2 separate regions of the Homo sapiens genome follow, and region 2 is linked to region 1. A link is an interaction called in ENCODE POLR2A ChIA-PET data of the cell type or tissue named here. Cell type or tissue: MCF 10A. All regions are shown on one strand. Each heading gives the region's core, and the rest is flanking DNA. Links, peaks and the distances in the headings are about the cores only. Region 1 holds the start of SMG8 (SMG8 nonsense mediated mRNA decay factor). Region 2 overlaps TRIM37 (tripartite motif containing 37).

Region 1 (8,804 bases), core at 805-8,804:
GTCCCAGCTACTTGTGAGGCTGAGGTGGGAGGATGGTTTGGGCCCCGGAGGTAGAGGTTGCAGTGAGCTGAGATTGTGCCACTGTATTCCATCCTGGGCAACAGAGCCAGACCCTGCCTCAAAAAAAAAAAAAAAAAAAAAAAAGGCCTGGCACAGTGGCTCACGCCTGTAATCCCAGCACTTTGGGAGGCTGAGGCGGGCAAAACACTTGAGGTCAGACGTTTGAGACCAGCCTGGCCAACATGGTGAAACCCCGTCTCTACCAAAAATAAAAATAAAAATTATCCAGGCGTGGTGGCATGTGCCTATAGCCCCAGCTACTCAGGAAGCTAAAGCACGAGAATTATGTGCATCCTGGAGGTGAAGGTTGCAGTGAGCCAAGATCACACCACTCCACTCCAGTCTGGACAACAGAGTGAGACCCTGTGTCAAAAAAAAAAAAAAGAAAGAAAGAAAGAAAAAATGCTTTATGGCCCAGTGCAGTGGCTCACACCTATAATCCTAGCACTTTGGGAGGCTAAGGCAGGAGGATTGCTTGAGGCCAAGAGTTCAAAACAAGCCTGGGCAACATTGCAAGACCCCAACTCTACAAAAAACGAAAAATTAGCCGGGAGCGGTGATGTGTGCCTGTAGTCCCAGCTACTCAGGAGACTGAGGTGGGAGAATCACTTGAGCCTGGGAGGTTGAGGCTGCAGTGAGCTGTGTTTATACCACTGCACTCCAGCCTGCTGGGTAACAGAGCAAGACTCCATCTCAAAAAGAAAAGAAAAAATGCTTTGCTACATAATGAGGCCAGGCAAAAAAAAAAAAGTCCTGTGGAAATCATATAGACAAACATTTGCAAAGCTGCTACTGCCATTGTACCAGTGTTAAACTGTGTTCTACCTTGCATCTTTTACTGATTTTTATGACAGATTTTATATTGTAACCATTCGAGAACTCTGTAAGTGCTATGGCTTCCTTAAACTACGATTTATCATATGCTCCCGGTGTTTACTTTGAGACTGAATGGCAACCAGAGAATGTAAACAACCAAGGTGCATCTGGTTATGTTTTAAAATAAAGATTAATAAAAGTTTTGGTTTTTCTCTTTCTAACCTTCTTTTTAAACTAGAAATATAATACCTATAGAAAAGTAAATGTTGGCCGGGTGCGGTGGCTCATGCCTATAATCCCAGCACTTTGGGAGGCCGAGGCAGGCAGATCACCTGAGGTCAAGAGTTCGAGACCAGTCTGGCCAACATGGTGAAACCCTGTCTCTACTAAAAATACAAAAATTAGCCGGGCATAGTGGCAGACACCTGTAATCCCAGCTACTGGGAAGGCTGAGCCAGAATGGCTTGAACCTGGGAGGCAGAGGTTGCAGTGAGCCGAGATCGCCCCATTGCACTCCAGCTTGAGCAACAAGAGCGAAACTGTCTCAAAAAAAAAAAAAAAGTATATGTTAAGTATAGAAAAATATATAAATTAAAAAATTATAGGCTTGGGGGCCAGGCACAGTGGCTCACACCTGTAATCCCAGCACTTTGGGAGGCCGAGGTGGGTGTATCACTTGAGGTCAGGAGTTTGAGACCAGCCTGGCCAACATGGTGAAACCCCGTCTCTACCAAAAAAAATATATAAAAATTATCTGGGTGTGGTGGCATGTGCCTATAGTCTCAGCTTCTCAGAAGACTGAGGCGTGAGAATCACTTGAACGATGGAAGTGGAGGTTGCAGTGAGCTGAGATCACACTACTGCACTACAGTCTGGGCAACAGAGTGAGACCTTGTCTCAAAAAAAAAAGAAAGAAAAAGAAAAATGCTTTATGGCCCAGTGCAGTGGCTCACACCTATAATCCTAGCACTTTGGGAGGCTAAGGCAGGAGGTTCGCTTGAGGCCAAGAGTTCAAAACAAGCCTGGGCAACACTGCAAGACCCCAACTCTACAAAAAACGAAAAATTAGCCGGGAGCGGTGATGTGTGCCTGTAGTCCCAGCTACTCAGGAGACTGAGGTGGAAGAATCACTTGAGCCCGGGAGGTTGAGGCTGCAGTGAGCTGTGTTTATACCACTGCACTCCAGCCTGCTGGGTAACAGAGCAAGACTCCATCTCAAAAAGAAAAGAAAAAATGCTTTGCTACATAATGAGGCCAGGCAAAAAAAAAAAGTCCTGTGGAAATCATATAGACAAACATTTGCAAAGCTGCTACTGCCATTGTACCAGTGTTAAAATGTGTTCTACCTTGCATCTTTTACTGATTTTTATGACAGATTTTATATTGTAACCATTTGAGAACTCTGTAAGTGCTATGGCTTCCTTAAACTACGATTTATCATATGCTCCCAGTGTTTACTTTGAGACTGAATGGCAACCAGAGAATGTAAACAACCAAGGTGCATCTGGTTATGTTTTAAAATAAAGATTAATAAAAGTTTTGGTTTTTCTCTTTCTAACCTTCTTTTTAAACTAGAAATATAATACCTATAGAAAAGTAAATGTTGGCCGGGTGCGGTGGCTCATGCCTATAATCCCAGCACTTTGGGAGGCCGAGGCAGGCAGATCACCTGAGGTCAAGAGTTCGAGACCAGTCTGGCCAACATGGTGAAACCCTGTCTCTACTAAAAATACAAAAATTAGCCGGGCATAGTGGCAGACACCTGTAATCCCAGCTACTGGGAAGGCTGAGCCAGAATGGCTTGAACCTGGGAGGCAAAGGTTGCAGTGAGCCGAGATCGCCCCATTGTACTCCAGCTTGAGCAACAAGAGCGAAACTGTCTCAAAAAAAAAAAAAGTATATGTTAAGTATAGAAAAATATATAAATTAAAAAATTATAGGCTTGGGGGCCAGGCACAGTGGCTCACACCTGTAATCCCAGCACTTTGGGAGGCTGAGGTGGGAGGATCACTTGAGGCCAAGAGTTTGAAACCAGTATGGGCAACATTGCAAGACCCTGTCTCTACAAAAAACAAAAAATTAGCCGGGCATGGTGGCATGTGCCTGTAGTCCCAGCTACTCGGGAGACTGAGGTGGGAGAATCACTTGAGTCCAGGAGGTTGAGGCTCCAGCGAGCAGTGTTCATACCACCTGCACTCCAGCCTGCTGGGTGACAGAGCAAGATGCTGTCTCAAAAAAAAAAAAAAAAAAAAAAGAAAGAAAAAAGAAAAATGCTTTGCTATATAACGAAGCCAGGCAGGAAAAAAAAGTCCATATAGATAAACATTTGCAAAGCTGCTACTGCCATTGTACAGTGTTAAAATGTGTTCTACCTTGCATCTTTAAATAAAGATTAATAAAAGTTTTGGTTTTTCCCTTTTTAACCTTTTTTTTTAACTAGAAATAATAATACCTATAGAAAAGTATATATTGGCCGGGCGCAGTGGCTCACGCCTGTAATCCCAGCACTTTGGGAGCCCAAGGCAGGTGGATCATGAGGTCAGAAGATCAAGACCATCCTGGCTAACACGGTGAAACCTGGTCTCTACTAAAAATACAAAAAATTAGCCGGGCGTGGTGGCAGGCGCCTGTAGTCCCAGCTACTTGGGAGGCTGAGGCAGGAGAATGGCATGAACCCGGGAGGCAGAGCTTGCAGGGAGCTGAGATCACGCCACTGCACTCCAGCCTGGGCAACAGAGTGAGACTCTGTCTCAAAAAAACAAAAAAGTATATAGTAAGTATAGAAAATATATGAATTAAAAAATCAATGCCGAGCGTGATGGCTCAAACCTATAATCCCAGCACTTTGGGAGGCCGGGGTGGGCAGATCACCTGGGGTTGGAAGTTCGAGACCAGCCTGGCTAACGTGGGGAAACCCCATCTCTACTAAAAATACAAGTTTAGGTGGGCGTGGTGGTACGTGCTTGTAATCCCAGCTACTTGGGAGGCTGAGGCAGAAGAATTGCTTGAGGAGACGGAGACAGGGAATAGGAGATGGAGGTTGCCGTGATCCCAGATAGCACCACTGCACTTCAGCCTGGGTGACAGAGTGAGACTCTGTCTCACAAAAAAAAAAAAAAAAAATTTTAGGCCGGAGGCGAGGTGTGGTGGCTGACACCTGTAATCCCAGCACTTTGGGAGGCCGAGGTGGGTGGATGATGTGAGGTCGGGAGTTCGAGACCAGCCTGGCCAACATGGTGAAACACCATCTCTACTAAAAATACAAAAATTAGCCGCCCATGGTGGTGCACCTGTAATCCCAGCTCCTTGGGAGGCTGAGGCAGTAGAATCACTTGAACCTGGGAGGTGGAGTTTGCAGTGAGCTTAGATTGCACCACTGTACTCCACTCTGGGCAACAGAGCAAGACTCTGTCTCAAAATATATATAATATATATTATTATGTATATATATAATATATATTATTATGTATATGTGTAATATATATTATTATGTATATATATAATATATATATTATATCATAATCCCTTCCCTCACTAAGTAATCACTGACCTACTTGGTACAATAAATATTTCCTTGCTTTTAGTAAGAACACACCCCTAAATGCAATGGTTTATTTTGCTTGCTTTTGAACTCTATAGAAATAAAATCAGGCCTGGCGCAGTGGCTCTCGCCTGTAATCCCACCACTTTGGGAGGCCGAGGCGGGCAGATCATGAGATCAGGAGATTGAGACTATCCTGGCCAACATGGTGAAATCCTGTCTCTATTAAAAATACAAAAGTTAGCTGGGTGTGGTCTCACGCACCTGTAATCCCAGCTACTTGGGAGGCTGAGGCAAGAGAATCACTTGCACCGGGGAGCCGGAGGTTGCAGTGAGTCGAGATCGCGCCACTGAACTCTAGCCTGGCCACAGAGCAAGACTGCATCTCCAAAAAAAAAAAAAAAAAAAAAAAAAAATAGAATTATAGGGTATATACACTTTTGTTTCTGATTTCTTTCAATCAACATTTATTTTAAAGATTCAGTCATGTTATTGTATAGTGCTATAGATAATTTTTTTAGATTCAAAGATTTTTATTTTTTACAAAACCCCAGAATAATAAACGTTATAATTATACATTTAAATCTGGTTGTAAGTTTTATCCTGGCAGCTATTTGTCAATATGCCTTCTAGTTAGAGAGGTTCTGCAAGTTATAATTTACATACAAAGATATTTCGCAATTTTTTTTTTTTTTGAGACGGAGTCTCACTCTGTCGCCCAGGCTGGAGTGCAGCGGGGTGATCTCGGCTCACTGCAACCTCCACCTCCTGGTTCGAGCAATTCTCCTGCCTCAGCCTCCTGAGCAGCTGGAACTACAGGTATGCGCCACCACGCCTAATTTTTGCTTTTTTTTTTTTTTTTTTTTTTTTTTTTAGACGGTTTTCGCTCTTGTTGCCCAGGCTGGAGTGCAATGGTGTGATCTCGGTTCACTGCAACTTCCGCCTCCCGGGTTCAAGCGATTGTCCTGCCTCAGCCTCCCGAGTAGCTGGGATTACAGGCGCCCGCCACCACGCCCGGCTAATTTTCGTATTTTTAGTAGAGATGGGGTTTCACCATGTTGGCCAGCCTGGTCTCGAACTCCTGACTTCAGGTGATCCGCCCGCCTTGGCCTCCCAAAGTGCTAGGATTACAGGCGTGAGCCACCGCAGTAGTCCCAGTTTTGTTTTGTTTTTTTGTTTTTTGTTTTTGATATCTCAATTCCTACAGTTGAGGAAACAAACTAGGAGAGGAGAAGAGGAGGCGGAACTCAAGTGACGGGAAAGCAGGAACTGAAGAAGCGGAGGAAGGATTTCAAAATTGGACGAAAGCCGGTCGGTTTTACTAACGGACCGGAAGGACTCTAGAGAACGCTCTGCACTATGGCTGGTCCCGTGAGCTTGCGAGACCTTCTAATGGGAGCATCAGCCTGGATGGGCTCTGAAAGTCCCGGAGGGTCCCCTACTGAGGGCGGAGGGAGCGCGGCTGGCGGACCGGAGCCTCCATGGCGGGAGGATGAGATCTGCGTTGTGGGAATCTTCGGCAAGACGGCTCTACGCCTGAATTCCGAGAAGTTCTCTCTTGTGAATACGGTGTGCGACCGACAGGTCTTTCCTCTCTTTCGCCACCAAGATCCTGGGGATCCAGGACCTGGAATCAGAACTGAGGCTGGCGCCGTGGGTGAGGCCGGTGGAGCCGAGGACCCTGGGGCTGCAGCCGGGGGTTCAGTTCGGGGAAGTGGAGCTGTCGCGGAAGGTAACCGAACTGAGGCAGGCTCCCAGGACTACAGCCTTCTGCAGGCCTACTACAGTCAGGAAAGCAAAGTTCTGTATCTTCTCCTCACCTCCATCTGTGACAATTCACAGCTTCTCCGGGCTTGTCGGGCTCTTCAGAGCGGGGAAGCTGGAGGTGGACTCTCTTTACCTCATGCAGAAGCACACGAGTTCTGGAAGCATCAAGAGAAGCTGCAGTGCCTCAGTCTCCTTTACCTATTCTCTGTCTGTCATATCTTGCTTCTGGTCCATCCCACTTGTTCCTTTGATATCACTTATGATCGAGTATTCAGAGCCCTGGATGGGCTGAGACAGAAGGTCCTGCCGCTCCTTAAAACAGCCATTAAGGATTGTCCAGTTGGCAAAGACTGGAAGCTAAACTGCCGACCTTGCCCACCTAGACTCCTTTTCCTCTTTCAACTCAATGGAGCCCTCAAGGTAGAACCTCCTCGGAACCAAGACCCAGCTCATCCAGACAAGCCCAAGAAACATTCTCCCAAAAGGAGGCTGCAGCATGCCCTGGAGGACCAGATCTATAGAATCTTCCGGAAGAGTCGTGTCTTGACTAATCAGAGCATCAACTGCCTCTTTACTGTGCCTGCCAACCAAGCTTTCGTGTACATAGTACCGGGAAGCCAGGAGGAGGACCCAGTAGGTATGTTGCTGGACCAACTTAGGAGTCATTGTACTGTGAAGGACCCGGAATCTTTGCTGGTGCCTGCACCCCTTTCTGGGCCTAGGCGATACCAGGTGATGAGGCAGCACAGCCGACAACAACTTTCCTTTCACATTGACAGCAGCAGTTCCAGTTCTTCAGGCCAGCTAGTGGATTTCACTCTTCGGGAATTCCTATGGCAGCATGTGGAGCTAGTTCTAAGCAAGAAAGGTTTCGATGACAGTGTGGGCAGGAACCCACAGCCTTCCCATTTTGAACTTCCTACTTATCAGAAGTGGATCTCAGCAGCTTCAAAACTGTATGAGGTGGCTATTGATGGGAAAGAAGAGGACTTGGGGTCACCCACTGGAGAGCTAACATCTAAGATTTTAAGCAGTATTAAAGTCTTGGAAGGATTTTTGGATATTGACACAAAATTCTCAGAAAACCGATGCCAAAAAGCTTTACCCATGGCCCACAGTGCCTACCAGTCAAATTTGCCTCATAATTACACAATGACTGTCCATAAGAATCAGCTTGCCCAGGCTCTTCGAGTGTACAGTCAACATGCTAGAGGTCCAGCATTTCACAAATACGCCATGCAGTTACATGAGGACTGCTACAAATTTTGGAGCAATGGCCATCAGCTCTGTGAGGAGAGGAGTTTAACTGATCAACACTGTGTGCACAAATTTCACTCATTACCTAAATCAGGTAGCTAAAATTTGTTCAGCATTTTGAAATAAAAACTTTGAGCTGTGTTTTCATTCTTGTTTTAAGATAGTCTGTTCACTATGTATTGATATTTTAGAAAGAGCCCTACAGAAATTTAGGTGCATCAGCTATACGTTTTCTCTCCTGCTGTAAAAGGAAAATATCAGCTATGACTACTTTCTTATTTTTTTTCATTTAAAGGATACGTCCTAGTGAATTGGTAAGTGAGAATTATTAAGTAGTATAAAATTTCAGACATCTCATATTAACACTTTGCCTTGGAGGATTTGTAGAACTAAAATGAATGTTATGTTAGATGATGGTACATGATAATGGTAGCAGGAGGAAAAATTCACTTAAAAACTCTAAACTTTACATTTATAATATAAAGTATTTTATATACTTTCACTTGCTTCTTCTGTTATGTGTATTTAGGTAAGGTTTTTGTTTGTGGGGTTAGATGTTGTAGAATGCAAAGTAAATTCGCACATTGTGTTTATGAAATTAATAGTGGCTGTTATATTTTCCAGGAGAAAAACCAGAGGCTGATAGAAATCCGCCTGTGCTATATCACAATAGCCGAGCTCGATCTACTGGTGCTTGCAACTGTGGAAGGAAACAAGCACCTCGAGATGATCCCTTTGATATCAAAGCAGCCAATTATGACTTCTATCAGGTAGACTCTGAATTTTTTCTTCTTCCTCTTCTGTCTTTTTTTGTTAAATATCATCTGAGTAAAAACATATTTTCAATAGCAGAGTAAGTAGAAAAGCAAATGCAACTGCAGTATAATATATAAACAGGAGCAAATTCTTTATGTGTACATATTTACTTACACATCAATTATTGATCTTGTTAGAATGAAGAATATTATTTAAAATGAAAAACTTACTGGATTTTTTTTCTTACCCTCTATAGCTTCTGGAAGAAAAGTGTTGTGGAAAATTGGATCATATCAATTTCCCAGTATTTGAACCAAGTACTCCAGATCCTGCTCCTGCTAAAAATGAATCCTCTCCTGCTCCTCCAGATTCGGATGCTGATAAACTTAAAGAAAAAGAACCTCAAACCCAAGGAGAGAGCACGAGCCTGAGTTTAGCTTTGAGTTTGGGCCAATCCACAGATAGCTTAGGTACCTATCCAGCTGATCCACAAGCAGGAGGAGATAATCCAGAAGTTCATGGTCAAGTAGAAGTGAAAACTGAGAAGAGGCCAAACTTCGTTGATCGACAGGCATCCACAGTTGAGTATCTCCCAGGCATGCTACAT
Region 2 (13,503 bases), core at 3,003-11,002, 110 kb before region 1:
CCACCACACCCGCCCGAATAGTAGGTTTTAATTCTGATTATGCATTAATGTGTTATACTACCATAATTAAGCCTCTTTCTTTTTTTTTTTTTTTTTCTTTTTTTAAGAGATGGGTTCTTGCTATGTTACCTAAGCCATCCTCTGGGCTCAAGAGATCCTCCTGCCTGAGCCTCCCAAGTATCTGGGACTACAGATGCACACCACCACACCCTGTTCTCTTATTTCTATGGTTCTATTTCCTCAGTATAATGAAGAAACAGATAAATTTTTTTCTAATGACCTGTGAGGTTTCAACCTCTTGCTTTACCATGTTGTGACTCTACAGAAAGTGACAAGGCTTTATTTCTAAACATTCAGGGGTCCTGGAATCTCACCTAATTCAAGTTATTTTATTATTGCTGGACAGTGAAGCCTTACAATTAACCATGTTGTAGCTTCTTCATCTATAAAAACCAATCACTGCCACATCACTCTTTCCTTTCTTTACCTGCTCCCCATAACAACTCTCCAGATATGTTCAAAATTCTTCAATCATGGAACATAAGACCATTTATTCATTCTTGTCCCTTAAATGACTTAACACTGTATTATCACTGTGTCCCCATTAAACAGTTAACAGAAATCATGTCTCATTTACCTTTGTATGCCTATCATCTAGCAAAGTACTTTCTGTGTGGGGGGAGGGGAGGGCGAGAGGTATCTGTGTATACATGGCATGAAATAACTGTTGTTAAATAAACACAATAAGAATATGTTACTTAACAGTAACAGCGCATGACTGAAAGAATTAAAAACAAGAAATATAACACTACTTATTCATAAATAACTAAAAGGCAACTACCAATATAGTGTCATTAAACAATACAAAGGCAAAATCCATTCAATATTGAACAAAGAAATTGAGGACATACTTGTCCTTTTCATTTTCTTCATGTTTGGTGAGACTGCAGAGTTGAAGAGTATCAAGCTGTTGTGTTACTTCTTCTGCCCAACGACAATTTACTAGTTCTCGTAGCTGGAGTGGAGCACTGGGGAGAAAATCCATACACATACACTAATTCAGGAATTTGAGATTATTTTATAAAATAAATACGTTTCTCAAAATAGAGAGCACAATAATACTCATACCATAACACTATTTTTTTTTTTTAAGAGATGAGTCTCACTCTATGACCCAGGGTGGAATGCAGCGGCATGCATGATCATGGTTCACTGTAGCCTTGACCTCCTAGGCTCAAGCGATCCTCCTGCCTCAGCCTCCTGAGTGGCTGGGACTACAGCAGCACACCATCAAACCCAGCTAATTTTAAAATTTTTTGTAGAGACGGGAATCTTGCTATATTTCCCAGGCTGGTCTTGAACTCCTGGCCTCCAGTGATCCTCCCAAAGTACTAGGATTACAGGTATGAGCCACTACCTGGCCCCATAATACTATTAAAACTAAAAAAATAAAAAATAAAAAAAAAGACAATGAAAAATATTATCTGTGACTTATTTTCACCACATTAACACGTCATTTATGAAAAGAAACAAAAAGCTAAACAAAAACATATGATTCAGAATATGGACTGAATTCTCAACTTCTGAGTCTAAAGCTGTACTGTTGGCGTAGTGGCTCGCGCCTGTAATCCCAGCACTTTGGGAGGCTGAGGCAGGTAGATTGCTTGAGCCCAGGTGTTCGAGACCAGCCTGGGCAACATGATGAAACCCTGTCTCTATAAAAAATTAGCCAAGTGCAATGGCATGTGCCTACAGTCCCAGCTACCCATGAAGCTGAGGTAGGAGGACCACATGAGCCAGGGAGATTGAGGCTGCAGTGAGCCAAGATCATGCCTCTGCACTCCAGCCTGGGGAACAGAGTGAGAGCCTGTCTCAAAAACAAAACAAAACAAAACACAAATCCACAGCTGTGCTGTCCAAAACGATAGCCACTAGCCACATGTGACTCTTTTAAGTTAAAATTAAATAAAAATAAAATTTTGGCCAGGTGCAGTGGCTCACACCTGTAATCCCAGCAGTTTGGGAGGCCACAGCGGGTGGATCACAAGGTCAGGAGATCAAGACCATCCTGGCCAACATGGTGAAACGCTGTCTCTACTAAAAATACAAAAATTAGCTGGGCGTGGTGGCACGTGCCTGTAATCCCAGCTACTTGGGAGGATGAGGCAGGAGAATCACTTGAACCAGGGAGTCAGAGGTTGCAGTGAGCCAAGATTGCGCCACTGCACCCCAGCCTGGCGAAAGAGTGAGACTCCATCTCAAAAATAAATAAATAAGTAAAATTTCATCATATAGCCACACTAGACACATTTCAAGTGATCGACAGCCACACACAACTAGTGGCTACCATACTGGACAGTGTAGACATAGAACACTTTCATCATTATAAAAAGTTCTACTTGATAATGCTGGTCTTATAAGATAATGTAAGAAAGGTGGGACGAGGCACAGTGGTTCACGCTGCAATCCTAGCACTTCGGGAGGTCAAGGTGGTAGGATCCCTTGAGCCCAGGAAGTCGAGACCAGTTTGGCCAACACAGTGACATCTCATCTCTACAAAAAATAAACAAAATTAGCTGGCATGGTAGCACACACCAGTGGTCCCAGTTAGGAAGGAGGTTGAGGTAGGAGGATCACCTGAGCCCAGGAGGTCGAGGCTGCAGTGAGCTGAAATCACGCCATTGCACTCCGGCCTGGACGACAGAGCGAGACTCTGTCTCAAAAAAATAAAAAGAAAAGTGAATACAAAAAGAAAAATGGTTAACAGATGGCACTCCAGCATTATTTTTTGAAACCAAAAGTAGAGATAACCTAAATGTCTCTCAATATGGGCATAAATAAATCAAGGTATAGTCATAAAACTGATTATCAGTCACTTTTTTAAAAAATGACTTATGTATACATACAATCAAGAAAAGATATCTACCATATTTTACATGAAAAAGCAAACTGCAAAACAATATTATATCATTGGTACATTTTAAGAAAAAGCATATGGGAATCACATACGCATATATATATATAAATATAGGCACAATCATACTGGATTAGGGCATTACAAAATACATGCACAAAAAACAGTCTAGAAGAATAGATACCAAACCCAACAATTTCTTCTGAAAGTATTATTAAGTGAGAAGACAGGGTAGGGAGTATCAGAATCAGAAGGCTTTTTATTTTATTTTATATTTATCTCTACCATCTGGATTTTTTTGTTTGTTTTTTGTTTTTATTTTTTTGAGACAGACTCTCGCTCTGTGGCCCAGGCTGGAGTGCAGTGGCGTGACCTTGGCTCAAGTGCAGCAGTACGATCTCAGCTCACTCCAACCTCCACCTCCTAGGTTCAAGCAATTCTCATGCTTCAGCCTCCTGAGTAGCTGGGACTATAGTCGCGCGCCACCACGCCCAGCTAATTTTTGTATTTTTAGTAGAGACAAGGTTTCACTATGTTGGCCAGGCTGGTGTCGAATTCCCGACCTCAGGTGATCCAGCCGCCTTGGCCTCCCAAAGTGCTGGGATTACAGGTATGAGCGAGCCACTGTGCCCGGCCAAGCTATCTGGATTTTTTTAACCAGAAAACATTAAAATTTTTTGCTTAATTATAAAAGATAAATTATGCCCTAACTATCTGGATTTTTTAACCAGAAACATTAAAAATTTGTTGCTTAATTATAAAAGGTAAATTAAGAAGTTATACAATGATTTTCTGAGAGGCAGAGTACAACATAGTAAACGTAATTTTAAGTCACATGAATTAGTCCCTGCATTTCTTTTTCTAGTCAAATTGCTTATTTCTACTCAACTATCTTCACGAAGAAGAGAAATGGGCAGACTGCAGGAAAACTGCCTTTATGAATCCCAAGGCACATTCTGATCTTACTATTTTCAAAATTCACAAATAATCGTAAGGAAACACTTACCGGCAATGAGGACATTGAGCTCTCTGCTCTGTCAGCCAGCGCTAAGGGGGCAAAAGATTAGATATCGATTAGAAAACATCATTACTATATATATATATTACTTAATATTTTATATTTATATATAATATATATAATATTCTTAATATATATAATATATAAATATATAATATTCATAATATATAATATATAATATATTATTATATAACATATCATATATATATAATGTATAATGTATAATAATGTATAATATATTATACATTATATATATAATATATATAATGTATAATATATTATACATTATATATATAATATATATATAATGTATAATAATGTATAATATATTATATAATATTTATATATATAAAATACTACAAATCTAATGGGTTTAACTCTCTAGTGCTTAGTTTTAGAGATACTTATAAAAGTAACAGGCAATCTACTGTTTCCCTCACTGTCATCCTCATAGGGATAAACTTTTGAAGGGACAAAACTCAACACAAAATAGCTGTTAAAAGGCTACTCTCACACAGGAAAAGCAATGATTTCAGGACTAACTGATTCTCACAGGGAACGTCTATATAATCTTATTATTGTCTTATAATAATGGCACTGTCTCCTTTGCACTCAAAAATAAACCACAGTGATGATTTATTTCTATCTAGTTTACTACTAAATTTATTTTTTGAAAAGCTAATTCGAAAAAAAAAAGGAAGCTAATTCTGAGTTACATACATTATAGACATGTAAATTAAACCGAAAAAAATGAATAAGCAATACAGCACAACTTTTAAGTCTTAAAACAGTTTCACAGGGCTGGGCACGGTGTCTCACGCCTGTAATCCCAGCAATTTGGGAGGCCAAGGTGGGCAGATCACCTGAGGTCAGCTGATGGAGACCAGCCTGGCCAACATGGTGAAACCCCGTCTCTACTAAAAACACAAAAATTAGCCAGGCATGGTGATGGTGGCAGGCGCCCATAATCCCAGCTACTCGGGAGGCTGAGGCAGGAGAATTGCTTGAACCAAGGAGGCAGAGGTTGCAGTGAGCCGAGATCCTGCCACTGCACTCTAGCCTGGGCAACAGAGCAAGACTCTGTCTCAAAAAAAAAAAAACAAAAAAAACGGTTTCATAGTTCAGTAATTGAAGCTTCTAGATATCTTGGTTTCCTCATAATTATAAAAAGGTTTTAGAAGAGAATAATGTCTCTACTAAACCAAAAATTATATTAATAATTTATTAGGAAACTGAGAGCAATGTTATACCACATATAAAGGAGATGTTAAGATTTTCTGACTAGTTTTCAGGAAACAACAGGTTTATAATAAAAAAAACTTTATGTTTTAATTGTCTGATAAATAGGTTCAGAGGTAAATAACTATGATCCTACACCAACGTACTCCCAATATCTGTTATTTGTTTATCTCTTTCTACTTTTTAAAATGAACATGAGCTTTAACTTGATGCCAAATAATTAACTTAGAAATAAAATTCCCAAGGAAACCTTAAAGGACAGTAAAAGACTTAAAATGATAGCAAGCAAGGTACTTCAGAGCAAAGAAAATAAAGCTGAAAGAAAAAGCATACAGAGCACGCCTGTAATCCCAGCACTTTGGGAGGCTGAGGCGGGTGGATCACGAGGTCAGGAGTTCGAGACCAGCCTGGCCAACATAGTGAAATCCCGTCTCTACTAAAAATACAAATTGAGCCAGGTGTGGTGGCATGAGCATGTAGTCCCAGCTACTCAGGAGGCTGAGGCAGGAGAACTGCTTGAACCCAGGAGGTGGAGGCTGCAGGGAGCCGAGACAGCGCCACGGCACTACAGCCTGTGTAACAGAGCATGATTCTGTCTCAAAAAATAAAATAAAAATAAAATAAAAAGCCTATGGAAAAGGATTCCTCCATTCTTAATAACCTTGAACATTATTATTACCTTGGTCCCTAGGCAAAAACGAAATTTGGGTCAGGTTTCTTCCCCTGAAACAATGGCATGACCATGCCACTCTTCTGTTAAAGTCACAGCTCCTCTCCAGAACTGGTCTCATGAACTCCTCTCCAGAACTGGCCCTATAACCCAGCAAGGTAATGTCTTTACATGTTTCCTCTCTCTGCCTAAGATATTCTTCAAAACCTTTCTTCATCTGGGTTACTCCTACTCATTGTTTAGATTTCAGTTCATAAGTTGCTTTCTCCAAAAAGCTTTCCCTGACACTCTGCAGACTATTTTAGATACAATTGCCATGCTCTACCACAGCAACCTACACTTCCCCCTTCAGATACTTTATTACGACGACTTATTTGTTGGTCTCCTTTGCCCTGCTAGACTATAAAACTTATAAAGACTGGGACTATGATAGGGAGTAACCAGATCGTATTTTAAATGTCTCCCTCCCTCCCAGTCAAAACAGGCTTACTGCTGCACTATATAACACTGTCGATATATCTGTGCATTTGCTTATATGGTCCCTCCCTCCATATCCCGTCTCATAGAAATGTCACTGGATCATGTCCATAAAATTTCCTGCCTTTCCCAGGCTATAGTGAGTTTTACATTCTCTGAATATTTGTGGTATTTTTATCTTGTATTCCACAATCTAATTTATTTATTTATTTTTTGAGACAGAGTCTCACTCCCTCCCCCAGGCTTGAGTGCAGTGGTGCAATCTCAACTCACTGCAACCTCTGCCTCCCGGGTTCAAGCAATTCTCATGCCTCAGCCTCTCAAGCAGCTGGGATTACAGGCATGCGACGCCACACCCAGATGGTTTTCGTATTTTTATTAGAGATGGGGTTTTCCCACGTTGGCCAGGCTAGTCTCCAACTCTGACCTCAAGTGATCTGCCCGCCTGGGCCTCCCAAAGTGCTGGGATTACAGGCATACAGGCATGAAATTGCTCAGCCTCCACAATCTAATTTAATTACAAAATAAATATGACAATGTTAATACTTTGAGAAAAGCAATGTTTCTCTCAAACCAAAACCAAAGAACCAGTGGTACAATATTAATGCATAATATTAAACAAATATCTTTAGAGCATTCCCCCTCATTCAATTAAAAAATCATAAACATAAAATAAAATTAAAATTAAAAATTATTTTCTCTCCTTCATTAAACTGGAAGAATCACAAGCTTTAGAAAGTATTCAGATCTGTGTCTGATTCCCAGCTCTGGCACTTATGGACCACATGACATTGGACAAGTGACTGAGCTCGTCTCCTCATATGCAACAAGAGAATCAACATATCTACCCTGCAAAACCGCTCTAAGGGTTAGAGAGAAGCTGTTAGCAATATATACTAAGTATCTAAGATAATCTTAAAAAAAAAACAAACTGGCTGCTAACATTTATAGTTCAATTACTACTGGATGTGAGGAAAAAGGAAGATTAAGGTGAGCTAGGTTTTTGGATAAAAAACTGGGTTCCTGACTGGAAAAGAAACAGATTTGGCATGGTGAAAAACAAAAACAAAAACAAAAACAAAACAAAAAAAAACCTCTTATAGAGACGATATATTTCAGATGCATACTACAAGTCCAAATGAAGGTAGTTAGATACTGGAGGCAGAGAAAAGGCCAGGACTGAAAAGATAAAGTTGGGAAGTTTAAGTCTAGAGGTAGTGTTAAAAGTCATGGACCAGTCGGGTGTGGTGGCTCACACCTTTAATCCCAGCACTTTGGCAGGCCAAGGTGGGAGGATTGCTTAAGGCCAGGAGCTCCAGATCAGCCTGGGTCACATAGCAAGATACCATCTCTACAATAAATTTAAAAATTAGCCGGGCATGGTGGACACGCCTGTAGTCCCAGCTACTCCTCAGGAGGCTGAGGTGGGAGGATCAACTGAGTCCAGAGGTCAGGGCTGCAGTGAGCCATGATCATGCCACTGTCTCTAGCCTGGATGACAGAGCAAGACTCGGTCTCTTAAAAAAAAAAAATCCATAGACCATGAAGTTACTAGGAAGATGGTATAGCTATTATGGCAAAGATACCAAAGATAACGTTTCAAGAAAAACAGATGAAGTAATTTATGCTGAATGCTCCGAGAAGGAAAGATAAGGCCAACAAAAGGTTCATTGGATTTAGCAAAACTGAGTCTACACTTTGCAGGAGCTATGTGAGTAGTGTGGAGGGAGCTAAAGCCAAGTTAGAATGGGTTGAAGGGTAAGTAGATGGCAAGGTTGCAGGGAAATGGAGTGGAAAACACTCTTTTAAATACTTTTAGCTATAAGAGAAAACAGGCAGTAAATAGGAAATTTGTTAACAAAGGACTTTTATTCCCAAACAGCTCAAAATTGCAAGGAAACTAGGAGGCCGATCATAGAGGATCTTAGATGCCTTGTGAAAGCATACAAAATTTCTTACATCCCCTAATGTACTGTTTGAGGCAAACTATATATACATACAAAAACATGCTAAATACTTTCTGGGGTTGTTTTTGTTTTTGAGACAAGTCTCACTCTGTCACTCAGGCAGGAGAGCAGTGGCCCAAACACAGCTCACTGCAGCCTCAACCTCTTCATCTCAAGAGGTCCTCCCACCTGACCCTCTGAAGTAGCTGAGGCTACAGGTGTGCCCACCACATCCAGCTAATTTTTTAATTTTTTTTGCAGAGATGGGATCTTGCCATGTTGCTCAGCCTGGTCTTGAAGTCCTGGGCTCAAACAATCCTCCATCTTTGGGCCTCCCAACGTGCTGGGACTACAGGCATGAGCCACTGTGCCCAGACTAAAATAGTTTCTTACAAACATCTATACCACTAAACTATAACAAAAGTCCACTTCTTATGGTATGTCTACCAAAGAAAGGGAAAAGCTGTCCTTTTGTTCATTTCCAAAAACCTGTAAGAATGAGTAATTATCATAAAGATTGTATATATTAATTATCTAGCATACAGAACTAAATAAGCCAGATGGTAAATAAAATTACTGTTAGTGTAACAGGAGACCAAAAAAAGAGAGTTTAAAAAAAAAACATCAGCCGGGCACAGTGGCTCACGCCTGTAATCTCAATACTTTGGGAGGCCGAGGTGGGTGGATCACCTGGAGTCAGGAGTTCGAGACCAGCCTGGCCAACATGGTGAAACCCCGCCTCTACTAAAAATATAAAAATTAGCCAGGCATGGTGGTGGGTGCCTGTAATCCCAGCTACTCGGGAGGCTGAGGCAGGAGAATCGCTTGAACCCAGGAGGCAGAGGTTGCAATGAGCCAAGATCGTGCCACTGCACTACAGCCTGGGTGACAGTGAGACTCTGTCTCAAAAAAAAAAAAACAAAAAAAAAAAAACCAACTTTGTAACAGAAAACAAGGTCTTTAAGAAACATTAATTACAGCAATTATTAAAAATCTTAGATCATGGGCTCATGATTGATTAAATACTATTTCCAATGCCTAATCCTGCATTTGAAATTAATTAAAAATATAAGTATTTATTAAATTCCTTCCATTTCTTCAGAATATAATCAGAGATATCATTATTGACATGTACTGTGCATCCTCATTCATAATGCTATATGAAAAATTTTAATGTATATGTGGTCTGGGAGTTTAAGATATTTACTAGAGAAATTGTGCTAGGGAAATCCTCAACAAAATCCCAATAAAACTAATTCAACAGACTATTTAAAAAATTATACACTGTGGCCAAGTGGGATTTATTCCTAGAATAGAAAGATGATTCAACTACAAAAATCATTCAATGTAATAAACCACTTCATGGAAAACCCCCACTATGATCATCTCAATTGATGCAGAAAAGGCATCTGACAAAATCCAATATCCTTTCATGATAAAAATACTCAATAGAAATAGAAGGGAACTTCCTCAACTTGATAAAGGCCATATATAAAAACTCATAAAAATCATAGTCAACGATTCAAAGGCTAAAAACTCTTCCCCTTAAGATCAGGAAAAATTCCCCTTAAGATCAGGAAAAAGACAAGGATGCCAGCTTTTACCATTTCTATTTGACATAATACAGGTACTAAAAATTCCAGCCAGAGTACTTAGGCAAGATAAAGAAATAAAAAGTATCCTAATTAAAAAAGAAGTGAAATTATCTTTTTGCAGATGACATGATCTTATCTGTAAAAATCCCTAAAGAGTCCACAAAATATTGTTAAAGCTAATAAACACAACAGTTACAGGAGACAAACACACAAAAAACACTGGCATTTCTATAAGCTTGCAATGAACAATCTAAAAACGAAATTAAGAAAATAACACATTTGCAACAGCATCAAAAGGAATAAAATGCTTAGGGAAAAAAAAAACCAAGAATTTGAAAGACATACATGGAGGCTGAGTGTGGTGGCTCACACCTATAATCCCAGCATTGGGAGGCCAAGACAAGAGGGTCTCTTGAACCCAGGAAGTTGAGGCTGCAGTGAGCCATGATCGCATCACTGCACTCCAGCCTGGGTGACAGTGAGATCCTGTCTCAAAACAATAAAAAACAAAAAGAAAGACTTATACGTGCAAAACTACAATACACTGCTCAAAGAAGTTAAAGAAGTCCTAAATAAATGGAAAGACACCCATGTTCAAGGATCATAAGATTTAATATTGTTAAGACAGCAATATTACTCAAAGGCATGTACAGAATCAATGTAATCCCTACTAAAACTCCAATGGTACTTTTTATATTGGTAGAAAACTGCATTTAAAATTCACATGGAATCTCAAGGGATGCCAAATAGTCAAAACTATCTTGAAAAAGTTGGAGGACTCACACTTCCTAATTTCAAAACTTACTACAAAGCTACAGTAATCAAAACAGTGTGGTACTACCATAAGAACAGAAATAGAGACTAATAGAACAGAATAGAGAGGTAGAAATAAACAAAAATATTTTATGATTCCATTTATATGATGTACTTAGAATAGTCAATGTAAAGACAGAAGGTAGAATAGTGGTTAACAGGGGCTAGGGGGAAGAGAATAATGAGAATTTATTGTTTATCAAGTACAGAGTTTCAGTTTGGGATGATGAAAAAGTACTAAAGGTGGATAGTGGTGATGGCTGCACAACAATGTGAATGTACTTAATGCCGCTAAACAGTACACTTAAAAATACAGTTAAAATTGCAAATTTGGCTGGGCCAAGTGGCTCACATCTGTAATCCTAGCACTTGGGAGGCCAAGGCAGGCAGATCACTTGAGCCCAGGAGTTTGAGGCCAGCTTTGGCAACAAAGTAAAACCCTGTCTCTACAAAAAATAAAAAAATTAGCCAGGCACGATGGCACACACTTGTGGTCCCAGCTACTCAAGAGTGTGAAGCAGGCCAACTGCTTGAGCCCAAGAGATTGAGGCTGCAGTGAGCCATGATTGTGTCACTGTGCTCCAACGTGGGCAACAGAGTGAGACACTGTCTCATTTAAAAAAAAAAAAAAAAAAAGGCTAATTTTACATTAGGTATATTTTACCACAATTAAAAAAAAATTAACAGAATACCATATGACCCAGCAATTTCACTTCTAGATATATATTCAAAAGAAATGAAAGCAGGAACTCAAACAGATAATTGTTAACAACAGAACTATTAACAATATCCAATATCCAAAAAGTGAAAACAACCCAAGTGTCCATCAAGAGATAAAAATGGATAAATAGGCTAGGCGCGGTGGCTCAACGCCTGTAATCCCAGCACTTTGGGAGGCCAAGGAGGGTGGATCACCAGGTCAAGAGATCGACACCATCCTGGCCAACATGGTGAAACCCCATCTCTACTAAAAATACAAAAATTAGCTGGGTGTACTGGCGCACACCTGTAGTCCCAGCTACTCGGGAGGCTGAGGCAGCAGACTCGCTTGAACCTCGGAGGTGGAGGGTGTGGTGAGCCGAGATCGCACGATTGCACTCCAGCCTGGCGACAGAGCGAGGCTCTGTCTCAAAAAACAAAAAAACTTAAGAAAAAGGATAAACAAAAAGTGGTATATAGCCATGTGTCACATAAAGATGTTTCGGTAAATGATGGACCGCATATACTACAGTAGTCTCGTAAGATTAGAATGGAGCTGCCCTACATAGGTGTACCATTTTTTATCTTTTATACTGTATTTTTAATATACCTTTTCTATGTTTACTTATGTTTATTTTCTTTTTTCTTTTTTTTTAATGGGTACAGACTTTCTGTTTGGGGTGATGAAAGATTTTGGAAATAGTGATATGGTTGTATAACATTATGAATGTAATTAAAGACACCGAACTGTACCCTTAAATATGGGTAAAATGGAAAATTTTGTTATATTTATTTTAGCACAAAATGGGGGGCACTGAACAGACCCCTTACCAAAGACAACATATGGATGGTAAATAACTCCTGGAAAAGATGCTAACATCATTACTCAACAGAGAAACGCTAACTAAAACAAGGAGATACCTGTAAGAATGGCTACACGTCCCTGAGAATGGCTAAAATTCACAAAACCGAACACACCAACTGTTAGCATTAATGTGGAGGAATTGGAACTCTCATAAACTTCTGGTGAGAATGTAAAATTATAAAACTATTTCCTTTTTTTTCTTTTTGAGACAGAGTTTCGCTCTTGTTGCCCAGGCTGGAGTGCAATGGTGCGATCTCGGCTCACCACAACCTCCGCCTTCTGGATTCAAGTGATTCTCCTGCCTCAGGCTCCCAAGGAGCTGGGATTACAGACATGTACCACCAGGCCTGGCTAATTTTGTATTTTTGGTAGAGACAGAGTTCTCCATGTTGGTCAAGCTGGTCTCGAACTCCCGAATTCAGGTGATCCATCCACTTCGGCCTCCCAATCCTTTTTTTAATTTAACCTTCATCCCTCTCCTCCTCTCCCTCTTTTGAAGTCCCCAGTGTCTAGCATTTCCCCCTTTATGTCCATGTATGCTCATTGTTTAGCTCCCAGATACAAGTATTTTAGAAAATAGCTTGGCAATTTTCAAAATGTTAAACACACATCTACCACATAATCTCTATCCGTTCCATTACTAATTATTTACCCAAGAGAAAAGAAAGCTTCTTGTACACGAATGTTCGCAGCAATTTTCACTGTAATAGCAAAAACTGTAAACATGCCATATGCCCATCAACAGGTGAATGCATAAACAAATTGTGGTAAATACATACAATGGAATACTACTTAGCAATAAAAAGGAATACTACTGATACATACAGTATTTTTGCTGAGTGAAAAAAAGCCAGATCCGTAAGAGTACATATTGTATGATTTTCATTTGTATAAAATTCCAAAACATGCAAACTTATCTTTTTTCTCTTTTTCCATCCCCCTTATCTCTGAAGCAAACTTATCTATCGTGACAGAAAGCAGATCAATGGTTGCCTGGGGACAAGGCAAGTAGAGGGAGGAATTACCAAGAGGCACAAGGAAACTTTTGGGGATGACAGATATATTCACTAACTTGGATGCAATGATTGTCTCACAAGAATACATATATGTCAAAACTGTACACTTGGCCAGGCTCAGTGACTCACATCTGTAATCCTAGCACTTTGGGAGGCTGAGGTGGGTGGATCACCTGAGGTCAGGAGTTTGAGACCAACCTGACCAACATGGTGAAACCCTGTTTCTACTAAAAATACAAAATTAGTCAAGC

What was found. ChIA-PET counts read pairs that join two places held together with the same protein. Peaks named below come from ENCODE experiments on the same cell type or tissue, not always from the same donor. Only the 100,000 strongest peaks of a DNase experiment are listed, where the experiment ranks them.
Region 2: POLR2A ChIA-PET joins it to region 1 with 13 read pairs; 9 of 35 experiments call an interaction of 5 or more read pairs at or near these places.

What each region holds. Positions count from the first base shown.
Region 1 is chr17:59,204,276-59,213,079 of GRCh38, forward strand. It overlaps PRR11 (proline rich 11), which reads left to right. Exons shown (of 10, transcript NM_018304.4): 10 at 1-2,434. SMG8 (SMG8 nonsense mediated mRNA decay factor) reads left to right here and starts at 5,760. Exons shown (of 4, transcript NM_018149.7): 1 at 5,760-7,535; 2 at 8,066-8,211; 3 at 8,454-8,804. The coding sequence starts at 5,777. RefSeq lists an enhancer at 5,569-5,638. In MCF 10A, for the core only: no CTCF peak of the experiment used is centred there; a DNase peak (open chromatin) is centred at 5,726.
Region 2 is chr17:59,087,380-59,100,882 of GRCh38, forward strand. It overlaps TRIM37 (tripartite motif containing 37), which reads right to left. Exons shown (of 24, transcript NM_015294.6): 3 at 3,921-3,961; 4 at 912-1,028. Among named protein-coding and RNA genes, the nearest start is that of TRIM37, 13 kb to the right of the region's middle. In MCF 10A, for the core only: no CTCF peak of the experiment used is centred there; a DNase peak (open chromatin) is centred at 6,592.